2 separate regions of the Homo sapiens genome follow, and region 1 is linked to region 2. A link is a loop called in an ENCODE intact Hi-C map of the cell type or tissue named here. Cell type or tissue: PC-9. All regions are shown on one strand. Each heading gives the region's core, and the rest is flanking DNA. Links, peaks and the distances in the headings are about the cores only.

What was found. Peaks named below come from ENCODE experiments on the same cell type or tissue, not always from the same donor. Only the 100,000 strongest peaks of a DNase experiment are listed, where the experiment ranks them.
Region 1: a loop joins it to region 2, with 4 times the contacts of the local background. A loop is called at or near these places in 7 of 110 quality-filtered maps.

Annotation. Positions count from the first base shown.
Region 1 is chr6:113,927,681-113,939,774 of GRCh38, reverse strand. It overlaps HDAC2 (histone deacetylase 2), which reads left to right. Exons shown (of 14, transcript NM_001527.4): 14 at 1-6,747. Among named protein-coding and RNA genes, the nearest start is that of LINC02880, 29 kb to the right of the region's middle. In PC-9, for the core only: CTCF peaks have their summits at 3,292 and 3,492 (motif pointing right); a DNase peak (open chromatin) is centred at 3,474.
Region 2 is chr6:112,173,845-112,185,938 of GRCh38, reverse strand. LAMA4 (laminin subunit alpha 4) reads left to right here. Exons shown (of 39, transcript NM_001105206.3): 9 at 592-702; 10 at 7,707-7,818; 11 at 10,459-10,626. Among named protein-coding and RNA genes, the nearest start is that of LAMA4-AS1, 57 kb to the left of the region's middle. In PC-9, for the core only: CTCF peaks have their summits at 5,439 and 5,646 (motif pointing left); DNase peaks (open chromatin) are centred at 5,318 and 5,638; H3K27ac peaks cover 1,610 bases.

The DNA.
Region 1 (12,094 bases), core at 286-8,285, 1.8 Mb before region 2:
GCTATATTTGCTTCGGTGTTTTTTTCTTAAAATACACCGAAATTGAAGCTCTCTTTGTGTACTTTGTCGTTTGTAATCCTCCCTCCCTCCCAGCCTTAAGAAGTAATCACCATTGTGATTATTTTATCCATGTTTTTGTGAATATTTTACCCATGTTTTTGTACTTTTGCTACATATTTGTTATCAATCTGTAAACCTTTATGACATTAGGAACTAAGAAACTTAGTCCCTTCGTTAGGGGGATAATGAAATGTATTTAGTGTTTGTGAAACATAGATGGTATGTATTTGGACAATTCTGTAACTTTGCTTTTTTTATTTTTATTTTTCCATAGCTTATTGGGGAACAGGTGGTGTTTGGTTACATGATTAAGTTCTTTAGTGGTGATTTGTGGGATTTTGGTGGACCCATCACCCAAGCAGTGTACACTGCACCCTATTTGTAATCTTTTATCCCTCGCCCCCCTCCCACCATGCCTCCCGTCTACCATGATGATCCTGTTTTAAATAAGAAAATACCATTTCGCAGGCTCCAGATGTTCTGGCATCCTCCCTGTGGATTTCCCAGTGCCTGCAGCTCACAGGACAACAGGGGCTGTGGTAGAGTCACCTATGAGATCCTGGAGTAGTGGATGGAGGAGATGGAACAGTGAAGACGGAAACTGAGCTCAGTATCCGGGTGCCAGGAGACAAAGGCCCTTTGCTTTTTTTCATTTAATATTCTGATCTACCCCTGTTGACACATGTTAAGTATAGTTCATTTTGACTGCTATGTATTATGTTCCATTGTGTGAACATACTGAAATTGTACACTTCAATACTATACTGGATCTCCTTGGGTGTATTTAAGAGGTTTTGTTTTTCTAAGTAGTTGGTTATATACAACTAAAACCTCAAGAGAACTATCTAAAGCAATTTCAGCAAGGTGATTTGGTACAGCATTAATAAACAGAAATCAGTAACACTTAGTGACCAAGTCTGTTGGAAGAACAAAGACCCCCATTTGTAATAACAAAATTTTTAGAAATAATATGTAAAGAAGCTATGGTTCTTGTGTCTAGTAAGGTCAATGTAACATAGTAAGATGTCAGAATACCCTAATACTTTAAAAAATTCATATAGGATAAAAATGATATTTGAAATTGGCAAGGAAAGACATTATTTTGTAAGTGGAATTGGGACAACAACTGGTAACCAAATGGAAAACCCAGTTTTCTGCCCTCCACTAGAAGATTTAAATAGGAAAAGATAAAACTACCAAAAACCTAAACTCTTAAAGCAAATGGATTGAAGAAGGCCTAAGTGTGACACCAAACTCAACTATAAAAGATATATTTGATAACAAAAAAAAAATTAGTTCAGTGGACCAACAAAAACTTAGAAGACAAGTCAAGAAAAATGACAAAAGACAGAGTGGGAGGCAGATTTGTAACTCATCCAGGTCAAAAGGCTCATATCTAAAGATAGTAGAGGAACAAAATGTATAAGGATGTGAACTGGGAAACAAATACATATAAATAGTTTGTAAATATGAAAAGATCTTTAACCTCAGTAAATAAAAAGCTATAGAGAGACTTATTTTTTAACTTAGTTTTTTAAACCTATTATGTTTATTTATTTTTTCTTTTTTTGAGACGGAGTCTCGCTGTTGCCCAGGCTGGTGTGCAATGGCGCAATCTCGGCTCACTGCAACCTCCGCCTCCCAGGTTGAAGCCATTCTCCTGCCTCAGCCTCCTGAGTAGCTGGGATTACAGGCGCCTGTCACCACGCCCAGCTAATTGTTCGCATTTTTAGTAGAGACGGGGTTTCACTATGTTGGCCAGGCTGGCCTCGAACTCCTGACCTCATGATCCACCCACCTTGGCCTTCCAAAGTGCTGGGATTACAGGTGTGAGCTGCCGCACCTGGCTGTTTATCTCTTTTTTTTAGAGAAAGGATCTCGGTCACCCAGGATGGAGTGTGGTAGCCTGATCATATCTCACTACATCTTAGAACTTCTAGGCTTAGGGTATTCTCCCACCTCAGCCTCCCAAGTAGCTGGGACTACAAGTGTGCACCATCACACCTAGCTGATTTTTACATTTTTATTTTGGAGAGATGGTGTCTCCCTGTGTTGCCCAGGCTGGTCACAAACTCCTAGGCTCAAGCGATTCTCCTGACTCAGGCATGAGCCACCGTACCCGGCCTAAACCTATCATGTTACAGACTTAGAAAGCAACTATTGTCAAGTGTTTGAGGAAACTCAGGTCAGGTTTGGTAAACTAAGATATTAACTCAAGTAAAGCTCTTTAATTCATTTAATGAAGGTGCCACATTGTCTCAGTTCTCTATGGCATGGGTGAATGCTGTTCTAAGTCAGCATTGGTACTCTAAGCTAGTTACATCATATCTAAGCTTTGCCCTTCTACCAGAGCTGCTAGCATTCTGTCAATGGGCAATTATTTGAAGTTCTTACATTGAAGTTAGTCACCTACATCTTCTGTTTTTTATGGTTTTGATGTAGTAATACTGCTGAAGTTTTTTTGATAACTGCGATTCATAATATTTGTTATTCATATTGTGATATAAATGATAAGGGCTTTTGAAAACAAGTAGTAATCATTTCAATAGCTTAGGATCTCCACCATAATCTTAGGAAAATTACTAACCTCTGTGCCTCAGTTGCTTCATCATTTAAAATGAGGAAAATAATAGTCCCTACTTAATAGGTTTGTTGTGAGGATTGAGTTAATAACATAGTTAATGCTCAGTAAGGGTTAGCTGCTATTTTTTTTTCTTTTTTTTTTGAAAGAGTCTCACTCTGTTGCCCAGGTTGGAGTGCAGTGGCATGATCTTGGCTCACTGCATCCTCTGCTTCCTAGGTTCAGGTGATTCTCATGCTTCAGCCTCCCAAGCAGCTGGGAGTACAGGTGTGCACCACCACACCTGGCTAATTTTTGTATATTTAGTAGAGACGGGTTCTCACCATATTGTCCAGGCTGGTCTTGAACTCCTTACCTCAAATGATCCACCCGCCTGGGCCTCCCAAAGTGCTGGGATTACAAGCATGAGCCACCGCGCCTGGCTTGCTATTGTTATGAGGTAAAGGTAGATAGATGGGTGAGAGTGGTGCCAGGGGAAGTGTTAAATTTTTGAGTGTTCCTTTAGATGCCAGATGGGTTGTATCTGAGCCTTTTATTGCAGTTTGATGCCTACTAGTGTGAAGACTACTAGGTCATAGTGGATAGAGAAGCAATCTTTTGGAGACCTGATTTTAGCAAGGATACGAATAATATTTGACAACTTTGGGGGGATCTTGATGCCTCTGTAATTTACTCAAGGATAATCTCAAGAAAAATGGCATTAAGTAGATTACAGAAAAAATAGAACTATCATATTGTTATTATTGGCTATTTACATGAGCAATGCGGAGAAATGTTTAGGATTACAGCATTTAGAAGCTTCTCAATTGCTGCATTTCCTCACTGTACCACAAGATGGCAGATACTGCATTTAAAATTTTTTTTTCTGTGTGTTTTCTCTTATAGTCACTTGGTGGCCATGTAACAAGCAGAGCAACATGTATTAACAGATTCTTTTTGAATGCAATATTGGATTAAAAACTTTGAATTAAACTACAATTAAGTTTACTGATTTAGGTTTTCCTATAAGAATTATAACACTAATTTCTAAGTTTTACATCTGCAAAACACAGTAGAGTGTATCTGGTAGTCATTGACTAATTGTGACTTTGCTAGTCAGACAAAATGGAACTGAATATTAGAGCCAGAATAATTTTCTGTTTTGACTGGTGGTAAGAATCAGTTAGTATACAGAATGGGAAAGAATTGAAATTTATTTCTAGGAATTATAGTTATAGTGAAGTTAATATTCAGGGGCATTGGGTGCTTGTTCCACGACTTTTGTTTACTGAACTAAGTACCTAACCCCTTTGGTCTTTGAACACTGCAGAGTTATGATTAGGATTATTAATGAAAAATTCTTTTTTAGTAGAACAAACAGTTAAGGACAGAAGACACCTTGATTAGATTCTGTTATTTGCTCTTTTTATTAAGATTGTTTTTACTCTAAATGTTAAAGAAATGTATAATTATTTCTAAGGTAAAATGAGTAGCAGGATTCTGAATAGGAGATTTTTTTTGGCCAGACCCATTTTGCAGCCAGTGGTTTGTATTTAGGAGTGAGTTGAACAAAGAAGACTCTAATCTGTTTTTGTGTTGTGGATTTTTTATTCTATTGATAAATCAGTAGCTTCCAGCTTCTCTTGTATCCTCTACTAGTCATCTTTTTTGTTTCTTCAGAAATAAACATCCAGGGTCACTTCCCTGCCCTTGCCATATACTTACTAGGATGATGTACAGGTAAAACTTTTAAAGGAAAGTACGGACAGGCAATTCCTAAAGTAAAAGAGAGCACATTATCAAAACTGGCTGTACTTAACAAATACCAACAAAAAGTCATTACACTTCTGGCAACAAATAATGTTTGATTTAAAAAGACAAGAATTTCCCCTTTTGCTCTTATTTTTTAAATATGCTATGTCCTTAAGTGAGAAATGCACTTCAAAAATTTTCTTATTCTGAAGTCTAGCCGGAAAGTTTGAACTTGTGTTGCCTTTGGCTAGACTAGGTGAAATTAAGGGGCTTAAGAGGGCACTGTTGTGTGGCCCTGTGGTAGATAATAGCCCTCCAAGCATGAGGATGGGAGATCTACCATTCACCAGTATTTCCAAAGTTATATTCTTAAAAAGGCTAGATTTCTAATTTCCGTAGAATCTAGGTATGTTCTTTTCAACTCAGCATCTGATAAGAAAGTTTGGGCAAGTAGGTGCGAAAAATTTACTCTAGATACCATTTTCCAGGAAAAAATATAATTCAAGTCCAACGTATTACTAGCTGTCACCTTCCCCAACAATCAAATAAGCATTGTTATTGTCAAACACATTTACTTGTATAGTTCAGTGTTATATGTAATGGACTTAGGTATAATTCCTGTGCTATTCCCTTTTGATGCCAAACACCCTTTTGTAAGCTGTTTTGTTTGAAATCCAAATTTATATGTCTTAAAGTAAATGGCAGCATTGGGCTTTCTTAATGTAATGACTCTTCTGCCATCCTATTTCTAGAGTTAGGCAGAAAATTCTGTAAATCTATCTTATTTCCAGTCTGTTTGTGACTATGGTGGGCAATAAATCTGATTTCCCAGAAAAACACATCTGGACCCCTATAGGTAAGGTAAACAAGCCTCATCTTAAATTGTTTGTACTTCCGACCTGACCTCAAAACACCATCATCATCTAGAGCAGCAACAAGTAAAGAACAATGCACTGGAAATCACATATATGGGTCTAGCACCAGCCTTTACATTACACAACTTTGCTTTGGGCAAGTCATTTAAATTTCTGTGCTTCAGTTTACTAAATCTATGAAACTGACTAGGTAACAGCTGACATGCTTTTCCAGCACTCCGTCTTTTACCTGTCTGATGTCACAAATTGATCATTCCTTTCTGGCCTTGAGATGCGTATCAACCCAGATAGTCATTAACCCAGATAGTTGGCATTCAGGATAAAATGTTTTTGCCTTTCCTGTCCTGCAAGCTCTTTAAAGTCCAAAATATGCCTTTATATCTTTATGTGTAATAGGTATGAAATCTATTTCTTGGTTGTTGAATAGGATAGGCTTATTAGACATTCTAAAGTCAACTTTTTTCTCATATTTAAACATTTACCCGTAGAAATTCAGTTTTTTAAAGTTTTAAGTCAGTTGATTGTACCAAACATTACTATTAAAAAAAAATCAAAGTCAGAGACCAGAGTTTCCCTGCATCAGCGTTCAGTCAGGAGACAGGAACTATACTAATTTGAACATGTAAAGTTAAATATAATCCTTAATAATAACAGGATTGGAATAAGGGATAAAAGAAAGAGAATTCCTTCTATATATATGTATACACACACATATATATATATACATGTGTATATATGTGTGTGTATGTATATTATATAATATACATACACACACACAAAGAATGTCAGACAAGGAGCAGCCACCATTCTGCTTACTTTCACTGGATTAAGAGTTTCATAAGGGCAAGGGTTTTGTTTGTCTTACACTCCACTGGGGATTAATCTCCAGTGTCTAGAACAGTGCCTAACACATAAATAAAGCCTCAATTATTATTTGTGGAATGGAATGGAATTTGAGTGAAATGGAATGGGAATAGAATGGACTGGAATGGAAATAGAAGTGGGAAGGGGAATGGAAGGGGATAGAAGAGGATTGAAGAGGACAGAAGGAGATGGGATAAGATGGGATGGGATAGGATCGAATCTCAGGTCCAGGAGTCAGAATAACTGAATCCTATTCCAGTTCTGCCATCAACAAGTCCTGTGAAATTTGGAAAGTCACTTAACCCTCTGGCCTTGTAGAATATCTCAGTGGGCATGTCTGATGTTTCTTCATGGTTAGATATAGGTTGCATGTTTTGGGCAAGAATATCACAGGAATGATGCTGTGTTCTCAGTGCACCCAGTCAGGTAATGCATGATTTCAATTTCTCTCATTACTGATGATGTTAACTTTAATCACTTAGTGAATGAGAACATGAGCATCATTTTGAAAGCAAACTGCAAAGTTTTGATGTCAACATTTTAGCAATTACGTATAATTTCCCCCAAGGATACTGGCTTTGAGATAATGTAAATATACATGGGAAAGACAAAGCTCAAATAAAGGAAAAAGACCCATCTCTTTTCTTGCTGATCACATGTGTGAAGATAGACTATTGCTTCTCTCTTCTCCGTGCTTCCTCAGAGAAAAGAAAGGGTGTTTGTAAATATGGAGGATGTATGGAACTGTAAATTTTATAAGCATATTTAAGCCTAAGCCTAACTTTAAAAATTGTTGACACACACACAAAGTTAGTTTCAAGATATTTATTTATTTATTTATTTATTTATTTTATTTTTAAATTTTTTTAGTATTTTTTGATCATTCTTGGGTGTTTCTTGGAGACGGGGATTTGGCAGGGTCATAGGACAATAGTGGAGGGAAGGTCAGCAGATAAACATGTGAACAAAGGTCTCTGGTTTTCCTAGGCAGAGGGCCCTGCCGCCTTCCGCCGTGTTTGTGTCCCTGGGTACTTGAGATTAGGGAGTGGTGATGACTCTTAACAAGTATGCTGCCTTCAAGCATCTGTTTAACAAAGCACATCTTGCACCGCCCTTAATCCATTTAACCCTTAGTGGACACAGCACATGTTTCAGAGAGTACGGGGTTGGGGGTAAGGTTATAGACTAACAGCATCCCAAGGCAGAAGAATTTTTCTTAGTACAGAACAAAATGGAGTCTCCTATGTCTACTTCTTTCTACAGAGACAGTAACAATCTGATCTCTCTTTCTTTTCCCCACATTTCCCCCTTTTCTATTCGACAAAACCGCCATCGTTATCATGGCCCGTTCTCAATAGCTGTTGGGTACACCTCCCAGATGGGGTGGCGGCTGGGCAGAGGCGCCCCCCACCTCCCGGACAGGGAGGCTGCCCGGCGGAGACGCTCCTCACTTCCCAGACGGGGCGGCCAGTTAGAGATGCTCCTCACCTCCCAGATGGGGTGGCGGCGGGGCAGAGACACTCCTCAGTTCCCAGACGGGATCGCGGCCAGGCAGAGGTGCTCTTCACATCTCAGACGGGGCAGCGGGGCAGAGGCTCTCCCTACATCCCAGACGATGGGCGGCCAGGCAGAGACGCCCCTCACTTCCTAGACGGGGTGGCGGCCGGTCAGAGGCTGCAATCTCGGCACTTTGGGAGGCCAAGGCAGGCGGCTGGGAGGTGGAGGTTGTAGTGAGCCAAGATCATGCCACTGCACTCCAGCCTGGGCAACATTGAGCACTGAGTGAGCGAGACTCCGTCTGCAATCCCGGCACTTCGGGAGGCCGAGGCTGGCAGATCACTTGCAGTCAGGAGCTGGAGACCAGCCCGGCCAACACGGCGAAACCCCGTCTCCACCAAAAAATATGAAAAGCAGTCAGGTGTGGCGGCGTGCGCCTGCAATCCCAGGCACTCGGCAGGCTGAGGCAGGAGAATCAGGCAGGGAGGTTGCAGTCAGTCGAGATGGCGGCAGTACAGTCCAGCCTCGGCTCGGCATCAGAGGGACACCGTGCAAAGAGGCAGAGGCAGGGGCAGGGGCAGGGGCAGGGTCAGAGGCAGAGGCCAAGGTATTTATTTTAGTGTTGTTTACAATAATAGCCTAGATATTTACCTTCAAAAATTTCTTTAACCAAAATGGTAGGGTAGAAGCAAGCTGGCTTTACTCCCCCTGGCCCACAGAAAAACAAGGACAAATACACAGTGCTTTGATTATCACCAGCAATGTCCCACTACTCATATGTGAGGATAAGCCAGTTCTTGAGGCCATAGAGAGGTGAAAAATTCTGAGCAGATGGTGATACAATTAGACGTCCATATCTACAATGCCCCTCCCCTCCTTTTGCTTGTCACCAAGCACAGGGAAAATTTTCTCCAAACTCAGAATTTCTACTCTTGAAAAAGTGAGATTGAGGTGGACAACCAGCTTCCCCCAACCCCATAGTGATTTTCTTGGCAGGAGACCTGTCCCTGCCTCAACCCATAGAAAGCATTAGGAGTGCCTGAAAAGAAAAATATCCCCAAGGACAGCCAGAAACAAAGAGGAGAGGCAGGACTACCATCACCAGCCCTGAAAACTCTGCTGTGTTACTCAGCCGAAGGAGATGCTAAATCAGGGTGTCTCAGCACCACACTGTAGGAGGTTCATTCCACAGGTGTCTTAGGTACAAATTCTAAGCCAGCCTTTCCACACTATCAGGATATCCCCTTTGGGACCGCCTCCATTTGGGACAGGTGGCACTCTGATTGTTTAGTAAAACCAAGGCAAACCTGGGCTTAAGGTCCTATCTAGTGCCAAAAAGGAGGTAGCAACCTAGAAGAGAGAGAGAGAGAGAGAGGGGGAGAGAGAGAGAGAGAGAGAGAGAGAGAGAGAGAGGGAGAGAGGGAGAGAGAGAGAGAGAGAGAGAGAGAGGAGAGAGAGAGAGAAAGAAAGAAAAAAAAAGAAAGAAAGGAAAGAAAAAAGAATGAAAGAAAGAAAGAGAGAGAGAGAAGAAGAAAGACATGGTTTGGCTCTGTGTCCCCACCCAAATCTCATCTTGAATTGTAATAATCCCCATGTGTCAAGGGTGGGACCAGGTGGAAGTAATTTGATCATGGGGGGTGGTTTCCTCCATGCTGTTCTTGTGATAATGAGTGAGTCTCAAGAGGTCTATAAGTTTTTATAAGTGTCTGACATTTCCCCTGCTGGCACTCATTTTCTTTCCTGCTACCCTGTGAAGAGGTTCCTTCTCCCATGAGTGTAAGTTTTCTGAAGACTCCCCAGCCATGCAGACCTGTGAGTTCTCTTTTCTTTATAAATTACCCAGTCTTAGGTATTTCTTCATAGCAGCATGAGAATGGACTAATACAGAAATGAAATAGGAAAGGAAAGAAAGGAAAGGAAAGGAAGAAAGAAAGAAAATCAACAGGTAAATTAGAAAGAATCTCTAAGTAAACATATCCAATAAAAAAAAAAAAAGCCAGACAATGAAGACTGAAATAAATAATAAACCCTTCAATGCAAAGACATAGATGTACATCCACAACAAACAACAGCAAACAGGGAACTATGACCTTTCCATACAGAAAAAGCGAGGAACCAGTGACTGACCCTAAGGAGATGGTGACATGTGAGCTCTCTAACCAAAAATTTAAAGTAGTGGTTTTAAGGAAACTCAGTGATCTCCAAGATAACACAGACAAGCATTTGAGAAATTTATGAGAGAAATTTAACAAAGAGATTAAAATGATTTTAAAAAATCAGAAATTTTGGAACTGAAAAATATATTTGCTGAACTGAAAAATTTATTAGAGACTCTCAAGAGCAGAATGGATCAAGCAGAGGAAAGAATCAATAAGCTTAATGACAGGCTATTTGAAAATCCACAGTCAGAGAAAAAATAACATAAAAAGGAAAAAAGATCACCTACAAGATATAGAAAATTATCTCAAAAGACCAAATCTAAGATGTATTAGTGTTCAAGAGGGAATTGAGCAAGAACAAGAGGTGTAAATCTTATTCAAAGAAATAATAACAGAAAACTTCCCAAAACCTAACTTACATGATCACAAGGTCCCACAACAGACTGTCTGCAAACTTGAGGAGCAAGAAGAGCCAGTCTGAGTCTCAAAACTGAAGAACTTGGAGTCCGATGCTTGAAGCAGGAAGCATCCCGCACAGGAGAATGATGTAGGCTGGGAGGCTAGGCCAGTCAAGCATCCCAGCTACTAGGGAGGCTGAGGCAGGAGAATCATTTGAACCCAAGAGGCAGAGTTTGCAGAGAGTTGAGATCATGCCGTTGCACTCTAGCCTGGGCAACAAGAGTGAAACTCCATCTCAAAAAAATAAAAAAATCAATCAGTCAATCTAAGATCTGAAATTATGAAACTACTAAAAGAAAACACTGGGATAACACCCCAAAACATTGGTGTGGGTAAAGCATTTTTATGTAAGACCTCAAAAGCACAAGCAACAAAAGAAAAAACAGACAAATGAGATTACAGCAAGCTAAAAAGCTTCTGCAGAGTACAGGAAAAGTCTTCAATAGTATGAGGAGACTATCCACAGAATGGGCAAAAATACTTGCTAACTATCCATCTGGCAAATGAATAATAAGCAGAATGTATAAGGAGCTCAAACAACTCAATTGCAACAAAAAAAATTGGATTGAAACATGGGCAAAAGATCTGAACAGATATTTCTCAAAAGAAGACATACAAATGGCCAACATGTATATTAAAAATGCTCAGCATCACTAATCATCAGAGAAATGCAAACCAAATCCACACTAAGATATTATCTCACCTCAGTCAAAATGGTTTGTATCAAAAAGACAATAATACATGCTGAGAGGATGTGAAGAAAGGGGAACCCTTGTGCACTGTTGGTAGGAATGTAAATTAGTATAGCCACTATGGTGAACAGTATGGAAGTTCCTCAAAAAACTAAAAATAGAATTACCATGTGATCCAGCAATTCCATTACTGGGTATATATCCAAAAGAAAGGAAATCAATTTATCAAAGGGATATCTGCACTCCCATGTTTATTGCAGCATTATTCACAATAACCAAAGTATGATCAACCTAAGTGCCCATCAACAGATGACTAGATAAAGAGAATGTGGTATATATACACAGTGGTATAATATTCAGCCATAAAAAAGAATGAAATCCTGTCATTTGCAGCAACGTGGATGGAACTGGAGGTTATTATGTTAAGTGAAATAAGTCAAGCATAGAAAGACAAATATTGCATGTTCTCAGTCATATGGGGGAAGTAAAAAAGTGTATCTCATGAAGATAGAGAGTAGATTGGTGGTTACCAGAGGCTGGAAAAAATTGAAGGGAAGAGGGAATAAAGAGAGGTTCATTGACGGGCACAAATATATAGTTGCATAGAATAAATAAGACCTAGTGTTTGATAGATCAGTGTCAAACTGATCTATGACTATGGTTTACAATAACCTATTGTATATTTCAAAATAACTAGAAGAGAATAATTTGAATGTTTCTAGCATAAAGAAAAGACAAATATTTAAAGTGATGAGTATCCTAAACACACTGATTTGATCTTGACAAATTATATAAATGTATTAAATTAAAACATGTACCATGAAAATATGTGTATTATCAATTTTTAAAACATTAAAAATCTCTTTAAGAAAGTATAGTTTATTAATTCAATTAAATACTTATTCCATAAAAGTTATAATGTAAATCTATATTCTTGACAAGGAAATATATTATTTATATATATATTAATTAGTGAGGGAAAGCAGATTATATAACAAACGTATAATGTGACTACATTGTTGTTCAGATGATAACAAAAAAACAAATGCATACACTGAAAATAAACTTGACAATATTTAATCTATTAATAATACTTCCCCAAATTCTTTGAGAATAGAACTCTTTCTTGTTTTAGCAACTGCTAATAAAATTGGGACCTATTATCTGCAGAGCAGA
Region 2 (12,094 bases), core at 1,263-9,262:
GATTCTCTTTCCTCAAAGGCACAACTTCAAGACAGGAATCATTATGGCAGACAGGAAGTCAGTGTCAAGATTGAAGGGCTCACTCCCAAGTAATCTCAGTAAAGCCGCATTTAGACCCAACTCCTCGAAAATGAAAAAGGAGAAAGCCAGGGGTCTGAAATAAAGAGACTTGCATTAAAATGAGGAAAGTTAATTTCTATACTCCATTTACATCAATACTGATGGGTTGGTCAGTTCTTCCAGACCTAACAAAATTAAAATTCTAAAGCTCAGACACCCAGGGCCACCACCAGCCTATATTGTACCTTTGTACAAATTAGAAAAAGGAGCCCTTTCCCCATGGTCAACCCAGCCCCTGACCAGCATCCCTGGTCTAGTGAGTGGAGCTTGCAGAATTTTAGCCCCTAAGGGCCTCAGTCCCCTCTGCAGACCCCACCCTTCATATCAGGCTGCAGCAGCCTGCGGACCCCACTATTTTGAGAAAAGAGCCTCACACTCTACTCTGAGTCCTCTTACACTGAAAGAGTTTTATGTACATTTTTTAAAACCTGGTGTGCCCATTGACTATTCTCAAAACACATTCTTCTGCAGACAAAATTGTCAGAAAGAGAAAACCAATACGCCCTAAGAAAGATACAAATCAACAATGCTGAGAACACGATGAAAAGCCTTCTGTCTGACGTAGAGGAATTAGTTGAAAAGGTACGTATGTATGTATTCAGTTTCTGGGACAGCCTTCAAAGAAAGGATTTAGCTGATGTGAGGCTGGCTGGTCACAAACGACTGAGGCTTAACACAGCCCAGAAAAAATGCAGTGACCCATGTGCCTTAAAATAAATCAAGACCAGACCTGTGGAGAAAGTTAACATACTCAGTCTCTACCGTCTCCTCTCGTTTTGATTGTTTTTCTTGAAAAGCTATGTTTGTGGAGAATTTTCTGTGTATTTGCGGTGGGTTGATACGGTTGATTTGTTTAATTAGGATGGTCATTCAGGTGTTTGCCAAGGCATCTTATGACTAAGAGCTACAGAGCATCCAGAATTAAAATTTATTATATAGAATATAAAATTTAAATATTGGTTAAAGTATACATTAAATGATAAATGGAAAGAAAGGGAATTGTCCTGAGAAAGCAATTTCGCTCTTTGGCAGGGAAAAAACCACTTTCAACCATCACTTTATACCACAGACTAAAATAAATTAGCCCGTTTAAAGAGTTGAGTATAAATCTCAAATCCACAAGAAAATAGAACAAACTACTTATTAAATCTTCAAAGGGAATAACAGAACACTTAAATACAACATAAAGAATTTCAATAAAAAGATAGATTTGACAAGATAAAATTTCAAATATCCAATAAAACAACTAAATAAACAAAAAAGACAACTAGACAGAGAAAAATATTGAGAAAAATACAACTTGTAAAAGCTGTCAGGAATTAACAGGAAAAACATTAAAACATGAGCAGAGTCAATGTGAAAGGCTATTCAACGCACTCCGCAACAGCCTAATGGAAAAACATCCATCCATGTGCTATACTAATTTTACAAACTAAGTCACGAGGCACCATATTTAGCATATTAGAATGTTTAACACAGTTTTTTTTTTTTTTTCTAATGATATTCCACCAGTACTGGCCAGAGTACTTCAGAATTGCCGCTTTCCAAAACTGGTAGTTGACATTATAAACAATTCTCATGATCAACAAAAATTTTAAAAAAATAAAATAACAATAGTATTCTCTTTTGACCTTGGACCCCAAACCCTTTAAGAGATTATCATGAAAATTGTGTCCCTAGTTCCCGGCAATGGCACATATTAATCCAACCACTAGTGCTTGAAGAGCAGTGAAATCTCTTAAATAGTAAAGGAAATACCAAGAAATAAATATTTGTGGAAACTCATTGTTACTTCATGTTGGTATCAGATATGGTTGAAACTTGCTAAAACTATCTTAATTCTTTTTTCTTTTTTTTTTTTTTTTTTTGAGATGGAGTCTCGCTTTGTTGCCCAGGCTGGAGTGCAGTGGCGTGATCTCGGCTCACTGCAGCCTCCGCCTCCCGGGTTCCAGTGATTCTCCTGCCTCAGCCTCCTGGGTAGCTGGGATTACAGGCACACACCACCACGCCTGGCTAATTTTTGTATTTTTAGTAAAGACAGAGTTTCACCATGTTAGCCAGGCTGGTCTCAAACTCTTGACCTCAGGTGATCAGCTCACCTCAGCCTCCCAAAGTGCTAGGATTACAGGCATGAACCACCACGCCCAGCCTTAATTCTTTCTTGAGGAAAGAATTTTCAAGAAAACATCTGAGGAAATGTTTTCACCAAGATTAGCTCCTCCCACAGCCCAGGCAGAATTCCTGATCCTTTTGTTGTACAATTTCCCCACTTCTAATGTAAGCTAAATGCAGGCTTTCGTGGAGAGGAAATAATGTACGCTTGAAAGTTAACATCACAGTAGAAAAGGCTCCCGGACAAGAAGGGCAGACCACCAACACAGGAGGTTGATGATAAAGCTACTAGGAACTTTCACCCAGCTGTTTCCATCTATTTTTATTGAATATAATGTTCTGACCACAGTCCTGATGGTGCAAAAACCTGCTGAAACATTTCAAAACAAATGCCCAGGGCTGGTCTTAATGACTTTTTAAGCATTCTTCAAGCCCTTGCTCTAGAAAAGTCCATGACTGATTCTTAGATTTAAGGAAAGCTGTGTCTTAGAAAGCCTTCTATCAAGAAAGTAACTAATATTTGGCTTTAAATAGAGTAAAGGAGTTCATTGTGTATAAAAATCAGTAATATTGCCCCTTGAACTTGATAAGTAATACCACTTTTTGCAAATTACCTGCCACATGGATTTCATGTGACCCAAATCTCACAAGTTACATCCACCTAGCTACGGGTTTTGTCTGAACTTCCCTTTCTAAATTCTCCAGCCTTCTACTGGGAAGTCCTACAGCCCTTTCCCACCACTTATGTCTGGGATTCCCCTAAAGGATGCCCATCCATCTGTGTTCATAAATACCCAGTGCTCAAAAGATGCTCCCTTTGGTGCTGCTGATCTTGTCTGCAATGAAAATTCCAAAGATCGTGCCAAGATTCTACTTTTCCATGTTCCCAGAGCCACTGTGCTCAAGGTCAGAGTGTCACTGGGCTACAAGCAGAGGTGAGATGTGGCCCTCTCCCAATCTCAGTGCTGCCCCTCACCATCTGGATCTTGAAGGTCCACTGCAGAGCCCAGAGTTACAAAGCACAGTCTCCAAGGGCGGCTCAGGAGGTACTGCACCATCTCCTCCACTTCTACTCCTTGAACCACAGCAGAAGCTACCTGAATGACAACTCATGCAGAGAGACCCACAGGACTAAAAGGAAAGTAGGCTATCTCCAAGCATCAAAAGCATCTGAACCTCATCTCTGGTCCTGCCAAAAAGGCAGGAGAAAATTAAGTACAGTTGGCCCTCTGTATTCATAGATTCAATCATGGCTTAAAAATATTTGGAAAAATTCCACAAAGTTCCAAAACGCAAAATACAAATTTACCATATGCTGAGTATTACTTTGAATCCATATGAACGAAGTGATGTATAGGCATTGCATTAGGTATTAGAGGTAATTTAGATATAATATATATAGGGGGATGTGCATAGGTTATAGTATTGCAAATACTACACCATTCTATGTAAGAAACTTGAACAACCATGAATTTTGGTATCTGTGGGGTCCTGGAACCAATCTCCCATGGATGCTGAGGGATAACTGTTTACATTTCTATTCCAGAAGCATTATTGAACATCTGTATATAATATTTATTTATTTATTTATTTATTTATTTATTTATTTTCAGACAGAGTCTCGCTCTGTCATCTAGGCTGGTGTGCAGTGGCGCAATCTCGGCTCACTGCAACCTCTGCCTCCTGGGTTCAAGCAATTCTCCTGCCTCAGCCTCCTGAGTAGCTGGGATTACAGGCATGTGCCACCACGTCCGGCTACTTTTTGTATTTTTAGTAGAGATGGGGCTTCACCATGTTGGTCAGGTTGGTCTCAAATTCCTGACCTCGTGATCCACCCGCCTCGGCCTCCCAAAGTGCTGGAATTACAGGCGTGAGCCACCGCGCCCGGCCTGTGACAGTTAGTGTGCTAGGTGCTAGGTATCCTGAAATATAATAAGGCCCTGTTTTCAAGATGCTTCAGTCTAGCAGGGAAACAGATAAGTAAAAACATAATTATGATACAGCATTTAATAAGAGAAACATGGTACAGGCTAAACGGTAACTCTAAGGAAGAAATAGTGAAATATTTTGGCATGGGTACACTAGGAAAGGCTTCTCAGAGAAGGTGAGTATTGGCCTGTATATTGAGAATGAGTAGGAGTTTATCAGATACTCCCAAGCAAGGGGTAAGTACTATGAGAACAGATAGATGTGAAGCAGCGTGCTAAGTTCTTGGGACTGGAACTGTGGCCTTGTGGAAGATTCATTGTAAGGCAGAGAGAGGAGGAGATAATGCTGAAGAAGCTGTCAGAGGCCCAATTGTGAAGAACCTTCCCAAACACGCTCGTGAACATGGGGACTTCAGCCTGTGGACTCTGGAAGTCATTCAGGTATTTACCCAGAACAATGAGCTGATTAGATTTGCACTTTAGAAACGTCCCTCTGCAGTGTGGATGATAGACTAGCCAGTGAAGACTGACAATAGGGGCACTGCTTAGGAGACCGCCACAGTGGTCTAGAGAAGAGAGCAGTGGGTTGCTGTCTTGCCTTCATTTGAAAAGAATTTGCACAGAACAAGGATGAACTGAGACTGTGGTCATGGAAAAGAGGAAGAGAGGCCAGAGTGGCAGGTGGAATGAAACAGACTTGGTGACCAGTTGGAGGTGAGAAATGGCAAAGAGAGAAGCTCCATCCTGAGACGTGGATGACTAAGACTACGAACACGAATGGATTACTCTGGACATTTTAAAAGTGAAATATCTGTGATGGCACAGAGGGCAGATAGAGATGTGAATCTGCAATTCAGAGGGTAATCAGGGCTGGAAAGGAATTTAGGGTCATTAATGTTTAGGAGGTAGGCAGAAGTAGATATTACTGTACAAATTCTGAAGTAGCACACCAATATTCCTACTATTGGTTTGTCCAGGACTGTTGCTGTTTATGCTTGTGTCCCAGAATAATTACTAAAAGTTCTCCCTTTCATGTGCAAAAATGCCCCAGGTTGAACCATAAAATATATGATCACCCTAGATATTGGTTATCATCCTCACGTCATCTACCTTTTATGTACTATATTACCAAGACATCCTTGCCACTTTTATGTCAAATATGTACAAGAAGAATTTTCTGTTGAGATGAGCAAATGACTAATACATTTGTAATGTAAACCACCAACTAGTTTACAGTTACAAGGTAATTTTTTAATTTCAGCTTTTCTTAAACCGAGGCGCACCTGTTTTCCCACGTGCCTATATCATTATTTTCCTTCCACAGGCAAAGTTACAGGAAAAATAAACATTCATATAAGCCATCACTATAGGTTCAATTCAGTCATCTTACAATGTAAAGGAATAGATGTTCCTCTTTGCCACTGATCCAGTCATATATACAGTATATCAATAGCTATATATCTCTATCTACCTGTATCTTAGCGCCCTCTGGCGTTTGTCAAAAAGAAGAGGTTTTCTTATAGGCATGACATTTTTCAGCTGTCTCTCATCACTTCAACTGAAGTTTCCATATCAAAAAATAATAAGTTTAATGACATAGGAATAACAATAGAGCTTTACTCTGAAGTATCAAGCCAAAGTAAAAACTAGGGGTGTTGTGCTTTGCAAATATAACTTAAACTGGATCAAAGATCAACTCATTAAAAATTCTAAAATTTTAAATGCTTGTGTCCGTATTTTTTAAAAGCAGGGAGGAGTAATATTAAGATTTATTATAGTTTCTGCATATTTAATTTTAAAATGACCACAAATACTGTTTTTCTGGAAAGCACTGGAACAAGCCAAGAAGAAGACTGGAATTGCAGGAAGGAGTATAATGACTCAGAAGACAGTGTCCATTCAGAGAGCCCACAGTTTATGAAGGGACTGATGACCACATTGCCGCTGCACAGTGGGCTCTGTGACTACAGGAGCCTTGCTCTGTAGGGAGGGGATTACCCTTCTCCAATAAAAAGCCTCTGGGCATGTGTTTGTTATAATACCATTTCTGCATTCTCTTCCTTGACCATCTGAGAGGGCCACTTGCTTGGGTTATTCCTGGAGAGTGTAAAAACGTTCCCGGTAAAATCATGGCATAATCCTCTGGGTAGAATACTGGATGAAAGGAGAGAAGTTTAAAACAACCACTTCCCTATCCTCAGGAAACTCTGTATAATGGGTCTACCAGCGCTCTGTGTGGCAGATCACCCCACAGCTCCTTCACGTATTGTAGCAGTTTTTAAAGAGCTGAGCCAAAAAAGCAACAGACAAGGCAAGTGGGCATTCGACCAAATGCCAGACTAAAGAACTTCTCTTCCTCTTAAATATAACCCATAGATCAGTCCTTCAAATCCCAAAAGTAAGTACATGTCGCCCATGCTGTGCATACAGGGTGGTGTCCTAGCCTTGAATCATTTCTGTGCTCTTAGATCACATTCTGTCCTTCACCACGCACACAAAAACACACACATACACACAGACGCCCACACAAACCCTTTCTTCAGAGGCCACATTTGAGTTGGGCATTATTTTTGACAAATACTGTGTGAGATCTCTGAAACAGAATCTCCCAAGTTGAGAGAATGGAATCAGCTTCTCGGAGAAGAGCTCCATTCACGCTGAGCCAAATCTGCTTGAGCAGTTATTTGTACACAAGTGCCATCAATGTTGATGGGAATTTGGAATGAAGCACTGAAAACAGCATGTTAGGCCAGTGAGAATAATCCTTGAAATCTCTGTGGTAATTCAATTTCAGCAGTGGTTGGACCACCCAGGAGCCACTGGAAGCATGGTGCATTTCAAGGTCTGCCTATTTTTTCAACAATTTTCTCTTTGAAACTTTAAGCTCTTCAGTCAGCACAATGTCAAAATGATAAGCAGACATGGGCAATTTTCTAGTCCAGCAACTTGAGATACAGTAAAAATTTGAAGAATAAATTACATATGAAAGGCAGTTGGTTGGGACTGAACTGTGACTGATGATATAGGAATAGCACCAGATTTTATAGCATTCTGTCATTCTAAAACTGGCCATCAAGTGAAGTAACTTAGGAATGGAAAACCAAACATTGTATGTCCTAACTGATACGTGGGAGCTAAGCTATGAGGACGCAGAGGCATAAGAATGATACAATGGACTTTGGGGACTTGCAGGGAAGAGTGGAGTGGGGAGGGATAAAAGACTACAAATATGGTGCAGTGTATACTGCTCGGGTGATGGGTGCACCAAAGTCTAACAAATCACCACTAAAGAACTTACTCATGTAACCAAATACCACCTATACCCCAATAACTTACGGAAAAATTAAAAAATTTTTTAAAAGTAAAACTGGCCATCACATTACCTTTCATGCATTATTTTTGGGATGATTTCATGTGTTATAGAACTTTCACATGCCAGGAAGATTTACGTTTAGGAAATACATTATGCCCACCCACCCCTATCTGTGCTTATACAACATTCTTTTCTCATACATTTAATCTAGCCTTTATACGGATTATTTGTAGGAAAATCAAGCCTCCAGAAAAGGACAACTTGTTCAGAAGGAAAGCATGGACACCATTAACCACGCAAGTCAGCTGGTAGAGCAAGCCCATGATATGAGGGATAAAATCCAAGGTAAATATATTCTCTTCTGGTTCAGTTTAATATCAAGGAAACACTTATGTTATTAACATCAGTAGGCATAATGGCTACTGTTAAGTGTTTGCTGTGTGCCAGGAACTTGTTGGTACAGTATTATAGGTTTAAACTTGTATAAGGTCTTCATTTCAAGTTTGTTTATCTGGAATTTCTGAGCACTCATCCCTACTTACTATCTGTTGATGTTCAATAATCAATGTATAAAATCATTCCCTTTTTAGGCATTTCACAGAATAACCTTCTGACAGAGGAGATTGCATGCTGTGGTGTCTCTAAAATGCAAGAGTTGAGTAGGAGTCACAGATTTTTCTCAGTTATTTGCAGAGAAAACATTGCTTTTAGAATGCCAGTAAACTATCAGTTGACCCAAATCATCACAAGCTCTTTCTATGATGGGCTTTCCCAAAGGCCAATCAGGCAACATGCTTGGGCCCCAACCCAGAAGAAAAGGAAGGAGCGGGGCTGTGGGAGATTTCTTTGTCCTAAAGCATTGTGAATGATTGTACCTTCCCTCTTGGAGGTTTGCTTAATTTGTGCTCTCACTTGCAATACATGCAGGATAATCTTGAAGACTATTTTAATAGTGCACTAATAGTTGGCCTTCAATTTACCAGCAGAAAACAGCAGATTTCATCTGTTATAGGATAAAGAAGATTTCCTTGGGTGAGAGTTTGCTAAGATCCAGTATCTGCATTTCCATAGTTTTTATTATACTATATATTAAGGGCTGGATGACAACACCAAGTGCATCCCAGGGCACAGTAGCGATAAAGGGACCCACAGTGGAAGATTCATGTCTTTATACTGGGGCATATTGCATGCAAAGGGATACATAAAAGCAAGATTAATCATTTGTCATGTTTCCTTTGATGTCTATTATAAACAATAAAAGCAAATGACATGCAATCCAAACACTCCTCACTCACATACTCTCTCATGGCTCATATTTTTGAGTTTCCTGACAAAATATTCTTTTTCTATAGCATTTTAGAGTTACTATTGATTTGTTCAAAAAGTGAGATTGAACCTAGAAGATAACATGACCTTATCCAACTAAGAAATAAATGCCTCTTTAGGCAGCAAATGCCAGGACCCTAGTAAGCCATTCAGAGAAAATAATTCACCTTTGCTATTATAACCCATGTTTTGATTCAAAAGTGTTTCATTTGCAAAGGATCTGAACCCTCTTATTTGATCCTTTAAGCATGGGAAAAGATGAAAAAATGCAAAGGAAATGTAAATGGGAAACAATAACTTCTAACAGCTTTTAAATTTTTAAAATAATGTGTGAATCGTCTCCAAAAACCAAAGGCAAAAATACTATTGTCTGTATTTCCCTTTTCTAATCTATACTGCAAGTAGCTAAACTAAAACAGGCCAAAATTATAAATATAAGACTTGCACCAAAATGCCAGAGAATTCAGCATCACAAGTGCTAGAGCTGAGGAAAAAATATTTACATTTAGTTTATTTCGCAGGTTAATATTTTAGACTTTACTTGAGGAGTGGATGTTTAATCCCTTTATATAATTCTGGAATGCTGTAAGACACCAATTACATGTCATTCCTTATTCCCAACCATCTCTAAAATAACCGCTGGCGACCTTCAAGCTATTATCCACATAAAATACAACCCCTTATCCTGGTATGATTTATGTGACACCAATGTTTGTTTACCCATCTTGTCTGGTCAACCACATAGATCATAGTAAACCACAGACACGCAATTTCATTTATGCCAGCAAGATAAAATGCTTCCTCTTGGAGCTGCAGTAGAACAAGGTGACAATTACATACCTTCCTTCTCATCATATGTAGTAGGAATGAGGGATTCAAAGACGTATTTCAGTCTGCTAATATTTAGACAGGTCACCTAATCCCTTTGAGCCTCAGTGGTCCCTCCAGTTCTAAAATTCTCCACCTGACTTATGGAAGTGGGGTGAAAATGACCTAGAGTAGTCACGCTCTAGAAGGCAAACAGCAACTGCCAAAAAATAACTATCAATGAGCAAAAGCTCACATCATATTATAACAAACCCTCATTTTGTATTTAGCCTGTGAAATAATTTGAAAGACTCATTTGGACAGCTATCAATATGCTCTCATTTGGGCTTAAAGCTTTGATCAAATCTTTGTCTAAAATACAATTAATAACTCCACACATTAATAATCTCACCCATGACAGGAGTGATCTCTGAGCATTTTCTCCAAGTTAAGTATGTTATATAAAAGGCTGATCAAAGACTGTAGATTTGGATGCCTTGAATATCAAGTTACAATATTTAACGCTAAATATTAGCATTCTCAAATCACTGTGGAAACCAGATGAGGATGAGAGCAGAGCAGGCTTTGCATTAGCCAGTTCCCATTCTGAAGACCCCGCATGGGAAGCAGAGAAGAGTGGTTTCCTCGTGTCTTTCTCCTTCGTGGAATAGATGATGAGCTTCCATGCTCGCTGGGATTCACAGCATGAACACTAGCACGCTGCTTTTGAATGAGTCTCTCTTTCCATTTCAGGATCAGCCCTGCCCTTTGCCCACAGCCCTTGCTCCCTTGCATTTCTAGTGCCTGGTCATCTCTCCCTGCTGCCTTGTTTCACCATGTTCTTCCTTTCAGAGATCAACAACAAGATGCTCTATTATGGGGAAGAGCATGAACTTAGCCCCAAGGAAATCTCTGAGAAGCTGGTGTTGGCCCAGAAGATGCTTGAAGAGATTAGAAGCCGTCAACCATTTTTCACCCAACGGGAGCTCGTGGATGAGGAGGCAGATGAGGCTTACGAACGTAGGTGTATTCCTCTCATAGCTGACCCAGCACATGTTTGCCCTCTTTGTGGGTCCAATAGCAGACATTAAACCTAGGGCAACATATAATCAAAGCAACCAATTTCCAGTGTTCAGAACTATTTAGAATCTACATGTGGCCACAGGGAATCATTCAGGACAACTTGACTTTATAACCAAGATTTTTAGATTCAGGCCCAATTCTGAGCCCCTGAGAAACAACTGAGATGCCACAAGGAATCTATAGCAGTTGGTGAAAAACGTATAAAACAGTAGAAGGAAGACTAAAGGAAACCAATTCCCAGAACTACATTTAAAGAAATTTTATTGAGAAGGCAGGAATGCTACAAGGCCAGAAACATTCATGTTGTGAAGACCATGAATGACTTTAATATCTTTTAGCCTCCAGTGGAAATTTAACATTTCCTTCAGCAATGAGTGTAGGCACCAAATCACAGTAGTATTATTGAATCTATCACTTGATCACTGTATCAGTTATCAATTGCTATTATAACAAGGCCCAGGCCGGGCGTGGTGGCTCATGCCTGTAATCCCAGCACTTTGGGAGGCCAAGGTGGGTGGATCACAAGGTCAGGAGTTCGAGACCAGCCTGGCCAGTGTGGTGAAACCCCATCTCTACTAAAAATACAAAAAATAGCTGGGCGTGGTGGCATGTGCCTGTAGTCCCAGCTACTAGGGAGGCTGAGGCAGGAGAATCGCTTGAACCTGGGAGGCGGAGGTTGCAGTGAGCCAAGATTGCACACTGCACTCCAGCCTGGTGACAGAGTGAGACTCTGTCCCAAAACAAAACAAAACAAAAACCACCCCAAATGTATTCATTTAAAACAATAACCATTTATTGCTCATGCTTTCATGGGTTGGCAATTCAGGCTGGATTCAACCTGGACAGCTCATCTCTGCTCCATGTGACATATATTGGTTGAGCTCACTCAGATGTCTGGGGCTGGCCGGGAAGGCTGGGCCTCTCCCTCCATGTGGGGTCTTAACTCAACAAGGCTAGTCCAGGTTGTTCACATAACGGCAGCTTTAAGAGAGCAAGAATGAAAAGCACACGGTCTCTTAAGCCTAGGCTTGGAGCTCAGCAATGTCATATCCATTTTACTGATCAAGACCAGCCCAGACTCAAGGAGTAGAGAGATAGACTCCACTCTTGATTGGAAGAGCTGCAAACAATTGGTTTAATCTACACAATCAATGGAAGAAATCACAGATTTGCATATTATATTTTAGCTGCTGCTGATATCTCATGACACTATTTAAATTCACCAATAACTCAAAATTATGGTAACTATTAGATCCACCTTTAGATCTTGTTAGTTAAGGGATTAGTAAAGAAGCATATACATTATTATATTACATTTGGTTTTTAAATATATTAGTCTCCTTTTAATTTCTATATATTTTATTGTATGCATTTTAGAACACACTCTAAGAAGCAGTCTGAAGGC